2 separate regions of the Homo sapiens genome follow, and region 1 is linked to region 2. The links are chromatin contacts, found by Hi-C or POLR2A ChIA-PET in ENCODE. All regions are on one chromosome and are shown on one strand. Each heading gives the region's core, a stretch centred on a gene start or an enhancer-like site at or near the end of the contact. The rest is flanking DNA. Distances are from core to core; before and after follow the strand shown. Region 1 overlaps CMIP (c-Maf inducing protein). Region 2 overlaps CMIP (c-Maf inducing protein).

Region 1 (5,211 bases), core at 1,284-3,783, 91 kb before region 2:
TTTCCCAGAAACCACTTGGGAAAGGGGTATCTAGAAGTGCCTCTGCAACGACAGACAGAGGACTTTAGGTCCAAAGGAGAAACAAAGTACCCCCAATAAGCCTCGGTTGGGGCTGACAGTGAGAGGAAACACAGTGAGACAGTGGGTCTTCTCTTGGGACTCAGTCACTCCCTCCACGTCTGTGACCCGGCCGTGAGAAACTCTATTGACAAGTTTCATTGAGTGCTGGTCCCGCTCTCTGCCCAGGGTCAAGTATTCCCAATGACTTATTTTTAAAAAGCAAATTCGGGCACTAACTGAGAAAGAATTCAGATTTAGCCTAGAACAGTTGCTCAACAAGTGACAAGAATAGATCAGTGGCCGATCCCATTCAGGGTTAAAGAACAGAGCCTCCTTTTCTACCATCAGGCCCACAGCTGTATGAGAGGCCCGGAGCCCCGACCCCGGGGGGAAGTGCCGGTGACAGGGTGGGGACATTCGCACAGACATGAGGCCCAGGACTTGCCCAATGCTGTCGCCGTCAATAGGGAGACAAAGGGGCCAGGCAGGCCAGATGTTGGCAGCAACTCCCTTGCAACCCCAGGAACAATTCCTTCTTTCACTGCCTGATCAGACGGCCAAGGTCAGAGGCAATGCCAGCCAGAGCTTACCCTCTGAGTGCCAAGGCCCTTTAGAGAAATTTAAATAATTTTAGATAGAAACACTCCTTCTTTCCTCGCTTTAAGCAGATGGCAGGGAGTAGCCTTTGCCCTTTCTTGCTGATGCAATTGTCCCTTGGAGCATCTGCTACCCCACACTGCCACCGTCAGGAGCTCCTGAAGCAGTGGAGAGCTGCTGGCCCCCGAATGGTGTCCCCCAACTGCCGTGCACTCTTTATCTTCATTTTCTTTCTGTCATTTTCGTTTTACCCCCGCCGACTTTGTGCTGTTGGGCATTCCGCTCGCCGTTCATGAAAGCGTTCCCTCTTGCTTCATCCTGATTTGCTGCTTTTAGTTTCATGGTCTTGGAAACCCAAGCAATACACTAGTCAGGACTGTGCCCTGCATGGGAGCGAGGCCCTGCTGGGAATGCAACCAAAGAGTTAGAGTGTGGCAGCCACCGTGACTTTGGTACACTTCTCTACCTGGATTCTGGGCTGGGTTCGGAGTGTTTGCTGGAAAGTGGTCTCTGAATAAGCAGGGTGTTCCTCCGTTTACCATCAACAAGGTGCACAGATGACTCAAAGCTCAGAGGTCCTTACAACTGAAAACCCAGCCCACTGGACTCCAGGGAGCAATGAAAAACCACTTGCTACCCTTTAGGGGAGGCCTTTGAGGACCCTTCCCAGTCCCCACACATCCCTTCTCAAGCTCAGTCTGATAAGTGGCTTTCAGAAGCACTGCCTTGGCCCTGTCACGCTCAAGGAGACTGGGGACACCCTGGCAAGTTGGCAAAAAAAATATTCCAAGGAGGGGTTCCTGGAGGCACTGGGCTGAACATTTGGGGAAGAGGCTTGACATGGTTTGGGTCTGTGTCCCCACCCCAGACTCATGTTCAATTATAATCCCCAATGTTGGAGAAGGGGCCTGTGGGAGGTGATTGGATCATGGGGGCAGTTTCTCAGGATTTAATACCATCCCTCTTGGTATTGTTGGCGTGATAGTGAGTTCTCATGAGATCTGGTGGTTTAAAGTGTGTGGCACCTCTCCCCGCCAGCTCTCTTCGTCCTGCTCAAGCCATGTGATGTGCTGGCTCCTCCTTTGCCTTCCACCTGAGGCCTCCCCAGAAGCTGATGCTGCCATGCTTTCTGCACAGCCTGCAGAACCGTGAGCCCATTAAACCTCCTTTCTTAAAATTACCCAGTCTCAGGTATTTCTTTAGAGCAAGGTAAGAACTGATTAATACAAGGCCCCTCTGCAGAGAAGGAAAAGAGCAGGGACTAAAGGGTTCTGGGGATCAGGCTCCCTGGGTCCCAACCCCAGCTCTGCCACCCCAGAGCTGTCTGCGTGAGGAAGTGGTTCCCTTGCCCTGTGCCTCGGTTTTCCCTCTGTAGCAACCTCAGGGTGTTATGGTGAGGAATAAGGATAGCACTATTCCTAAAATGCCAAGCTCGGCTATTCCCCTTCTAGGTGAATACCCCAAAGAACTGAAAACATGGACTCAAACAAATACAGCCAAGCACTGCATAACAACGTTCTGGTCACGATGGACCACATTTATGACTGCGGTTCCATAAGATTATGATTCCATATTTTTACTGTGCCTTTTCTATGTTTAGATATGCTTAGACACACAAATACTTACCACTATGTTACAACTGCCACCAGTATTCAGTAGAGTAACCTGTTGTACAGGTTTGTGGCCTAGGAACAATAAGCCGCACCTCACAGCCCAGGTGTGAGGCAGGCTACACCATCGAGGCTTCTGTGAGCACACTCCAGGATGTTCGCTCAGTGACTAAATCACCTAACTACGCGCTTCCCGGAACGTATCCCCATCGTGAAACAATGCATGACTACACTTGTACAAGAATGCTCACGGCCGCTTATTCACGACAGCCAAAAAGGTGAAAACAACACAAACGTCCATCAACAGATGAATGGATAAGAAAGAAAAATGATACATACAGACAATGGAGTATCATTCTGCCATCAAAAGGAAGGCAGTGCTGACACATGCTGCAACACGGAAGAACCCTGACAACATGACGCTGAGGGAAAGAAGCCAGTGGAAAAAGACCATGTACTGTGTGATTGTACTGCTATGAAAAGTCCAGAAGAGGAAAGCCCAAAAAGACAGAAATTGATGGCTGTCAGGGGGCTGGAAGAGAGGGGAATGGGGAATGACTGCTAATGGGCACGAGATTTCGTGCTGGGGTGGAGAAGAGGTTTCGGAATTAGATAGAAGTGGCAGTTACACAACATCGCGAATTTGCTAAAGGCCGCTGAACTATGCTCTTGTTTGTTTGTTTTTGAGACAGAGTCTCGCTCTGTTGCCCAGGCTGGAGTGCAGTGGCATGATTTCGGCTCACTGCAACCAGGAGCAGTGGCTCACGCCTGTAATCCCAGCAGTTTGGGAGGCGAAGACGGGTGGATCACTTGAGGTCAGGAGTTCGAGACCAGCCTGGCCAACATGGCAAAACCCTGTCTCTACTAAAAATGCAAAAATTAGCTGGGTGTGGTGGCAGGCATCTATATAGTCCCAGCTACTTGGGAGGCTGAGGCACAAGAATTGCTTGAACCCAGGATGCAGAGGTTGCAGTGAGCCGAGATCACGCCACTGCACTCCAGCCTGGGTGACAGAGTGAGACTCCATTTCAAAAATAAAAAAATTAAAAAAAGAAAGAAAAGAGAAAGAAAACAAACCCAAAATAAATTAAGTGGGCAATTTCATATGAGGTGAATTTATCTCAATTAGAAAGACAAAAATACCTTAGCTTAGTGCCCAGCGTGTAGCTCACCATGTCACAAACAGGCTCCAGAGCCGGGAGACATAGGGCACCTCGCTTCTCTGATTCTTGTCTGTCCCCTAAAGGGGTCTGATCACGGCCCTGCCCTCAAGGCCCTACATCACAGCTGCTGTAAAGCTGGAGATTAGGAATGGGAGCTGAGGGAGGGTGTCAAGGCAGCTAAGCAGGTTAGGAAACCCCTGCCTCCATCTTAAGGGGAGAATGAACTCTTGGGAGCCCCAAGACACTGGTTCCATTCTACTGGAAATATCCGTTCTTCAGAAAGACAAGTTGAGCCACAGTTATCCTAGCTTCAAACTTTTTAAACCTGTCATATCATTTTTTTTTTAATTTCTTTTTTTGAGACGGAGTCTCGCACTGTCGCCCAGGCGGGCTGGAGTGCAGTGGTGCGATCTCGGCTCACTGCAAGCTCCGCCTCCCGGGTTCACGCCATTCTCCGGCCTCAGCCTCCCGAGTAACTGGGACTACAGGCGTCCGCCACCACGCCCAGCTAATTTTTTTGTATTTTTCAGTAGAGACGGGGTTTCACCATGTTAGCCAGGATGGTCTCGATCTCCTGACCTCGTGATCCATTTTTTTTTAAGTGGCAGAACTCTTTTTTTACATGAAATCTTTGCCCAGAGTCCCTTAAAACAGAAGGCAGGTGACACTCAGCGGGAGGTGTTGCCTTCAGGGGGGAGCAGGGCTGGGCCATGCCCCCTCTACCTCTTCCACACCTGCTATGGTTCAGGGACAATCTCTCCAAGTCCACATTTTCCCTCTTCCCAGTGAGACAACCAAGAAAGGGCCTGGCAGGGTTCTGCTGGTTTCCTTCAAGAAGGAGGCTCAAGGTGAACATGACACTAAGGGGCAGGATTGCTGTCCAGTTAGAAACTGGCTTCCGAGGTCTGGAGGGCTGTTTTGGGGCACAGAGGAAGGGGCTGGATTTGTGGTGGCTCAAGAGAGCAGAGCTAGGGCCAAAGAGTACCAGTCAGAGGGACAAAGGTGAATGCCTTCCACACCTGAGAGCTGCCCCATGGAGGCCCCAGGAGGACCAGCTGCTGGCCTCTGTCTTGCAAGGACCGCCACCACCCTTCACCTTCATCTTCCTCCTCATTGTTAAGAAGTAACCCCTTATCATCCCTGCAATAGCCCTAGGAGGCAGGGGGGTGCCATCCCCATGTCCCTGCAGGGGAAACTGAGGCACAGAGAGGCGAGGGTGCTTGCCCTAGGTCAACTGGAATTCTTATCTGAATCCGAGATTCTATGGAAGAAAAACAGACTCAGGAGAGGCAAATTGCTTTCTGGAGCTGAAGAAGCTGAGCTAGATCTGGAACTGTGTCTCCTGACTCTTAGTCCAGTGTTCCCTCTGCTGTCTCCCACTGGCCAGCACAGAAAGGAGAAGAAGCATCTGGGGTCAGATGGCACAACCTTGGACCTCGCAGGCCAGGTCTCCGGGGCAGCAAGTGGCTTTGGAGTGAAGGCTTCCCTGCAATGGCACGGGCTTATCTGCCATGGAACTTTTCCGACGCCAGTGCAGGAAGGGAGCAGGTGTTGGCTGCTTCCAGGCCATGGTCCCCAGAGAGGGACACAGAGGATGTATGCACAGTCTTTTGTGATGTCTCCCACGTGCAAAAAACCAAAATGTCTTTATCCAACTGGCTGGGAAGAACATCCTACACACCAGCCCATGGCATGGAGATTTCATACTTTATGGACTGAAGGGACCAGAGGAAGGGGTGGGGAAATTCACAAGGACAGCTCTCTCCAATGTGAGCTCCGAG
Region 2 (5,720 bases), core at 1,231-3,730:
GACATGGCAGTGTTAAAATAAGGACGCTTGCACCCTGTGGATGGCATTACAGATGGGCTCCACTCTGCGGGAAAGCAAGAGAGCCTCATCGATATCCAAAGCCATCAAAATGTTCATACCCCTGTGGCCGACTAATCTCCCTCCTGGGAATTTTTCCAAATGATCTTTCATCATCAAAAGGAAAGGATAAAAACGCTACAGGCACGCAGATATTCACTGTGGCACACTCTATTGAGGAAGAAAAGCAGGAAACGGCCTTAGTATCTAACCAAAGGGAGATGGTTTCATGAAAAATGGTGTGACACAAAAGATGACCACGTGGCCACTAAAAAGCTTCCATCACGGCGAAGACTAGGTAAAACGTCATCTCCGCTGATGACGGTAGAGGAGAAAATGGAAAGAAACCAGCATGTTCACTGTGCCTGTAATGACATAAAAGTATGTGTACAGATGGGCCAAGACCAAGAGGAATAAGTGGAAAATCGATACAAGCAATCCTCAGTAGCCAAATCCATCCAGCTCCCGAGTTCAGACAGGGAAGGGTGCCAAATGATCCAGATCCACGTGATTGTGGAGTTGGGGACGTCAAGCGGCAAGAGTTCGCCAAGTGAGGAATTTATCTGAAAATACATCCAAACCCATTCAGCTGGTGTATACTTGGGTAGGGTAGGATTTCCATACTTGGGTGAATTGTATGAAGAGGTTTTTTTCGTCTTCTTTTAAATTATCTTCCATGTTCCACTGATACTGTTTTTGCAATTAAATAAAGGAAAATCAGAATTCTCGTGTCCAGGGCTTTGGAGCCCACAGAGGGCTTTCCCACACATAATCTTCCCTGAGCCTCACAAAAGCTCTGTAAGGAAGCAGGGCAGGGAGTTTTACTAACCCCGTTTTTACCAAGAAAACGAGGACTCAGAAAGGGTGTGACTTGCCCAGAGTCTCACACAGCCATGCGGTGACAGAGACGGGACTCAAAAGGCAAGGGCTGGCCCAGCCCTGTCCTCACCAGGCTCTTGTAAGGCCAACCCCAGACACCGGCACTCCAGCCCCCTAGACATCTCTGGAGCTGTCGCCCTGTGATGGGTGACACCGTTCCTGAGCCCTCACGAGGATAATGCCTGCAAGGGTAATGGCCAGACCCCACATGGGTCAGGAACAGGAACCCACCACAAAACCCCTACCCCAGTCTCTCAGCTCAGCCCGCGCAGCCCAACGAGAGCCAAGGCTATGCAGTCAAGCAGTCACCAGTTCAAATCTCGACCCCTCCACTGTGTGCAGGCTGGACCCCTTGGAGCCTCCACACAGCCAGGAGAAAAACTGGCATTACACAGGGGAAACTCTTAGGATCACTAGATAAAAGGAGAAAGTGTGTATTCTGCACCCAGTTCGATGCCTGCCCCATCTCAAGTGCTCCCTATGCCTCCGTGTCCTCCTTGGGGCCTGTGCATTTGCTCTCCTTGTCTGGAATGTTCTACCCAGACACCCCAGGGTGGCTCCCTCCTTCACCCTCCTTAAAGTTTCACATCAAGTGTTAGCCTGGTAGAGGACTGGCCACGCCACAAACACCTGCTCCCTTTGCCCTGTGTGGGTCTTGTCTTCTTCAGGGCCCTTATTCCCCCGCCATGCTAGGCATTTGGTTTTTCGTTTTTGAGACAGTCTCCCTCTGTCGCCCAGGCTAGAGTGCGATGGCGTAATCCCGGCTCACTGCAACCTCCACCTCTCGGGTTCAAGCAATTCTCCTGCCTCAGCCGCCCGAGTAGCTGGGATTCCAGGCACACACCGCCACACTCAGCTAATTTTTGTATTTTTAGTGGAGACAGGCTTTCACCATGTTGGCCAGGCTGGTCTCGAACTCCTGAGCTCAAGCAATTTGCCCAACTTGGCCTCTCAAAGTGCTGGGATTACAGGCATGAGCCACCACGCCCGATCCATGCTAAGCATTTGTATGCTGGTTTGTTACAATAGCATCAGGCCTCTGCACTGGGCTCTCCTGACCACGAGAACAGAAACATCATTCACTGTGATGCTATATTCCTTGCACACAGTAGGAGCACAGAAAACCAATGAATTAACTACTAACTGGTAGTGATGACTCTGTCAGAGAGGAACAGGAACCTTTAGCTACACCTAACCTCTTACAGCCCCTGAGGGATGTCAGGCTCCTTGGGACACTACAGGCCTCTGGCACAGGCGTGCAGGCGTGTCCACAGGTCTCTTGCCCTCTCTCACTTCCCCTCTCACTCCCCAGGGACCCAAAGAGCACCAGTCCAAAGGCTGGTACTGAGAAGATATCAAGAATCCCGGTGGCCGGAAACACATAAAAAACTGTCTTTCTGCAGCAGAAACTGCAGATTTCAGGACATCACTGGATTCTGAACCCCTAGAAAAGGTCAAATTCCTAGCACTGGAGAGCTGGGGAAGTTCCCGAGACTCTCCTTCCCCTGTGCCTCCTCCTGCCAGAGTTGGCATTTGCCAAAAGCTCCCAGCGTGAAGGGCCCTTCGCTGGGCACTACGCACACATCGCACATCAGCTCTCTCCCCCTCCCTGAACGAGCCTGGGCAGTGCCGTTTCACAGAGAAGGGAGGGGGGCTCCATAAAACCAGAAGCAGGAGCCAAGGCCATCCCACAGCTGGGTCCTGGGAGAATGGTGGCCTCGTGGGTCTGTTTGGTGACAGGGTGTGCTGGGTTCCTGCACTCTGAAAGTCACACACTTGTAAAGTCTTCCAGACCTCCGGGTACAGCGGCACTTTTGGAAAGAGGGACTCACAAAGGAGACCTCTCCTGCTGGTCTCTCACCCAAGCCCCTGCACCCAAGTGATGTACCTGAATAATACGCTCTGACTACCGAGGAGAAAAAAGTACCAGTGTATTGTGGTACTCCTTTCCTCAGGGCCTGGAGCCTCTGCAAGTAAAGTCCCCCTCTGTGGGGAACAAGCACTACCTCCCCTCTTCACCCACCAACTCCAGCTCCTCCTCTCCTGTGCACATAGAAGTCACCTCCTCCAGAAAGCCCTCCCTCACCCCTCAAGTCAGCCTCTGAGTGCACCATCAGCATCTGTATGGGCACATCGTACCCCTCCTTGCCCGCCTTTCCTCATGCCACCAGCTAGGGATGTGAGCTCCCCAAGGCCTTGGACCAGCTGGGCCTTCATGGGTGCATCTCCTGTGCCTGAGAGTATGGCCAGGACAAAGCAGACAATCAAACTGAAAAATGAATGAATAACAAAAGAATGAACGAATAGAATGAATGAAAGCAGAAAGAATGGGAAGAGACTGAATGAAAAAAAAAATGAATGAAAGAATGAAGCATGAATGAAACTCACAGGAAGGTCTGAAAGGCCATCTCTTCCAGTGCCTGCCAGAGACAGGAAGCAAAGTCCAGCATCAATGACAGTGGCTCACATCTGATTCTACAGTGGCAACTACATCGCTCTGCCAGAGATTATTCTCTCCCCGTCTTCCAGATCACACTGGGCCTGCAGAACAGCGAAGAGCCAGGAGCTGTGGGGAGAGTTCCCGAAGAGGAGTACAGAGGTTCTGTGCCCTCCCAAGGCTCTCCTGAAAGTCACAGGAGCCTCCCTGGTGCTGCGGTAAAGCAAGGAAGCTGATGACTGCCCAGGAGTGCCACCAAGGAGAAGGGGCACACAGAGAGGGGATGGGGGAAGGAACAGGCATGTCACCCTTATAGCAGTCCCAGGAGACGCATATATCCACTGTTTCGGGGAGAACCAGACACAGAGGAGGCCAACAATCAAAACCTGCAGGTGGAATGAGTGGATGACTACAATGATGGCTAACAGCACACTCCCTCCGTGCATCGGGCCCAGTTCTAAGCACTTCATACGTATTACTCATTTAATCCTCCCTGCAACCCAGTGAGGTAGACACTATTATGCCCAGTTTAGAGACAGGGAAACTGAGGCACAGGGACTCTCAGCGGGTGACCCAAGGTCACCCACTAGGAAGTGGAGGAAGTGGAGGAAGAGGAATTTAAAACCCATGCAGACTGGCTCTGGAATATGAGCCCTTAACCCCCTACGGTCGCACTCTCTCAGCTTCGGTGTGCTACGGTCACGGAGCTAATCAGAACCATAACAATAATAACAATGTACTCATCTTTAGTATGCTAAGGTCATGCAGCCAATAAAATAAAAGTCATGCAGCAGTCTCAGTTTACTATGCAAACGGCGTCTTGCCAACAATAATAAACAATAAAACAACAATAAATAAAAATAAAATAAAATAATAATTAAAGTAAGATGCGAGGCTGCCAGGGCATCCCAATGGCACCTCCAGGTTGCAAAGAGCAGAAGCCGAGAGCAGTCATTCCATGCAAGAAGAGGCATTCGAAGATCGTCTAGTAACCGTGTTTGCAGAGCCGGAACATCCTTTTTGTTTGTTGATAGGGGATTGCTCTGAGATGCTGCTGGGCTAAGCCCCCTGAAGCTGCTCTCTGGCACCACAGCTCTTGAGCCTTTACTCCGTGCCAGGCACCAACCAAACACTTTGCATGGGTTTTTTCCTTTAATCCTCACACAGACCCTGTGAGAGTGGTGCAAGGAAGCCACAGTTTGCACATAAAGCAAGCTGAGGCTCAGAGTGGTTAAGTGACTTGCCCAGTGTCACAGAGCTAGGAAATGATATCTGAACTCAGCCGCTCTCTGACCACAAAGCCCAGAGCCTTGCGCTCTGGCTCTGGCTTCCTTCGCCTTGGGAGAGGAGTTGCTGCCTGGAAGCCACGCGGGCCATGCTGCCCAGCCTGCCCATTCCCGCCAAGCCGGCCCGCTTGGCAGGCCACAGGCTCAGAACCCCTCACTTCAAAGTGATTCACCCTCAAGGGCTGTGTGGTTTGGTCTGGGGCCTCGGGAGTGGAGCAGTCAGAGCCCCACTCGGCCCTGACCACCCAGGTTTGAAGCGGGTTCCTCAGGACCTCAGGAATCCAGGTGCCAGCTCGCCGTGACCGCCCGGGACAGCCTTGCTTAGCAGAGGCCACCATTTCTCAAGAAGTCACGCTGGGGCTCCCAGGTAGAGCAGTGAGGCTCAGGAGGCAAGGGAGGGTGGGGAGGGGGCACCCCAAAGTAGCCCCCACACCCCCCCCGGTTCACTAGAAGCCTCACCCCTGCAGGGCCTGTTCTGGTTCTCAGGGCCCCCCATGACCAGAGGCCAAGCACAGCCCAGCAGGCGTCCCCTTCTGTTTCTCCGAGGCCTGGTGTCCAGAGAAACGAAGCTGCGCCAGCTGCCCCCACCCCAGTCCCACGCTCCCTCCAGAAGCTTCCCTCACGGCGCTCAACGCCCAGTGCGGTTATCGCCTGCCGTGCGCCTTTGAACCCCAGGAGGCCGGGGAGTATGGAATGTGCGATGCCTGAGGTCAGAGCTCCAGTTTGATTTGAGCTGGGTTGAGATGAGGGGAAAATGGCCAAGAACAACTCACTCATTTACTTCATTTCCAGACTTGGCGGCTGTTGGGGCCGGGCTTCCAAACCAAGCTGGCTTTGGCCAGGACATCTGCAACAGTGCCGGCCACCAGGCACAGCTGGATTCGCTTAGGGAGTTAAGAGCCTTCAAGGTCTCTTAAGAAATTAGTTCCTGGGGAGTCTGGCTCTCTCTGGGGACCGGGCAATGGGCCGGCCCACTCCAGCCTCACCTCCTGTGGCTGAGGACACCCGGAAACTCTGCGGGACTGGAGGGACTCGGCGGTCTGCTTGGAGAGTCACTGTGT

The links. Hi-C counts contacts between places; a loop is a spot of excess contacts on that map. ChIA-PET counts read pairs that join two places held with the same protein, here RNA polymerase II (POLR2A). Pooled maps may share reads with other maps.
Region 1: a loop to region 2 is called in a map of mammary epithelial cell, with 2.4 times the contacts of the local background. The contact joins two enhancer-like sites. A Hi-C loop is called at or near these places in 5 of 168 maps with a recorded cell type or tissue (PC-9, Panc1, endothelial cell of hepatic sinusoid and 2 more) and 4 of 50 pooled maps. POLR2A ChIA-PET finds 5 or more read pairs at or near these places in 3 of 52 experiments (MCF 10A, Panc1 and WTC11).

Annotation. Positions count from the first base shown.
Region 1 is chr16:81,578,538-81,583,748 of GRCh38, reverse strand. All of the region lies in intron 1 of CMIP (c-Maf inducing protein), which reads right to left. Among named protein-coding and RNA genes, the nearest start is that of MIR6504, 30 kb to the left of the region's middle. RefSeq lists an enhancer at 752-1,569. Within about 2 kb of position 2,533, at least 14 of the 41 ENCODE cell types and tissues checked have a DNase peak (open chromatin) inside an H3K27ac peak, as active enhancers do.
Region 2 is chr16:81,486,547-81,492,266 of GRCh38, reverse strand. The region is part of intron 1 of CMIP (c-Maf inducing protein); the gene reads right to left. Among named protein-coding and RNA genes, the nearest start is that of MIR7854, 44 kb to the left of the region's middle. RefSeq lists an enhancer at 2,275-2,344. Within about 2 kb of position 2,480, at least 3 of the 41 ENCODE cell types and tissues checked have a DNase peak (open chromatin) inside an H3K27ac peak, as active enhancers do.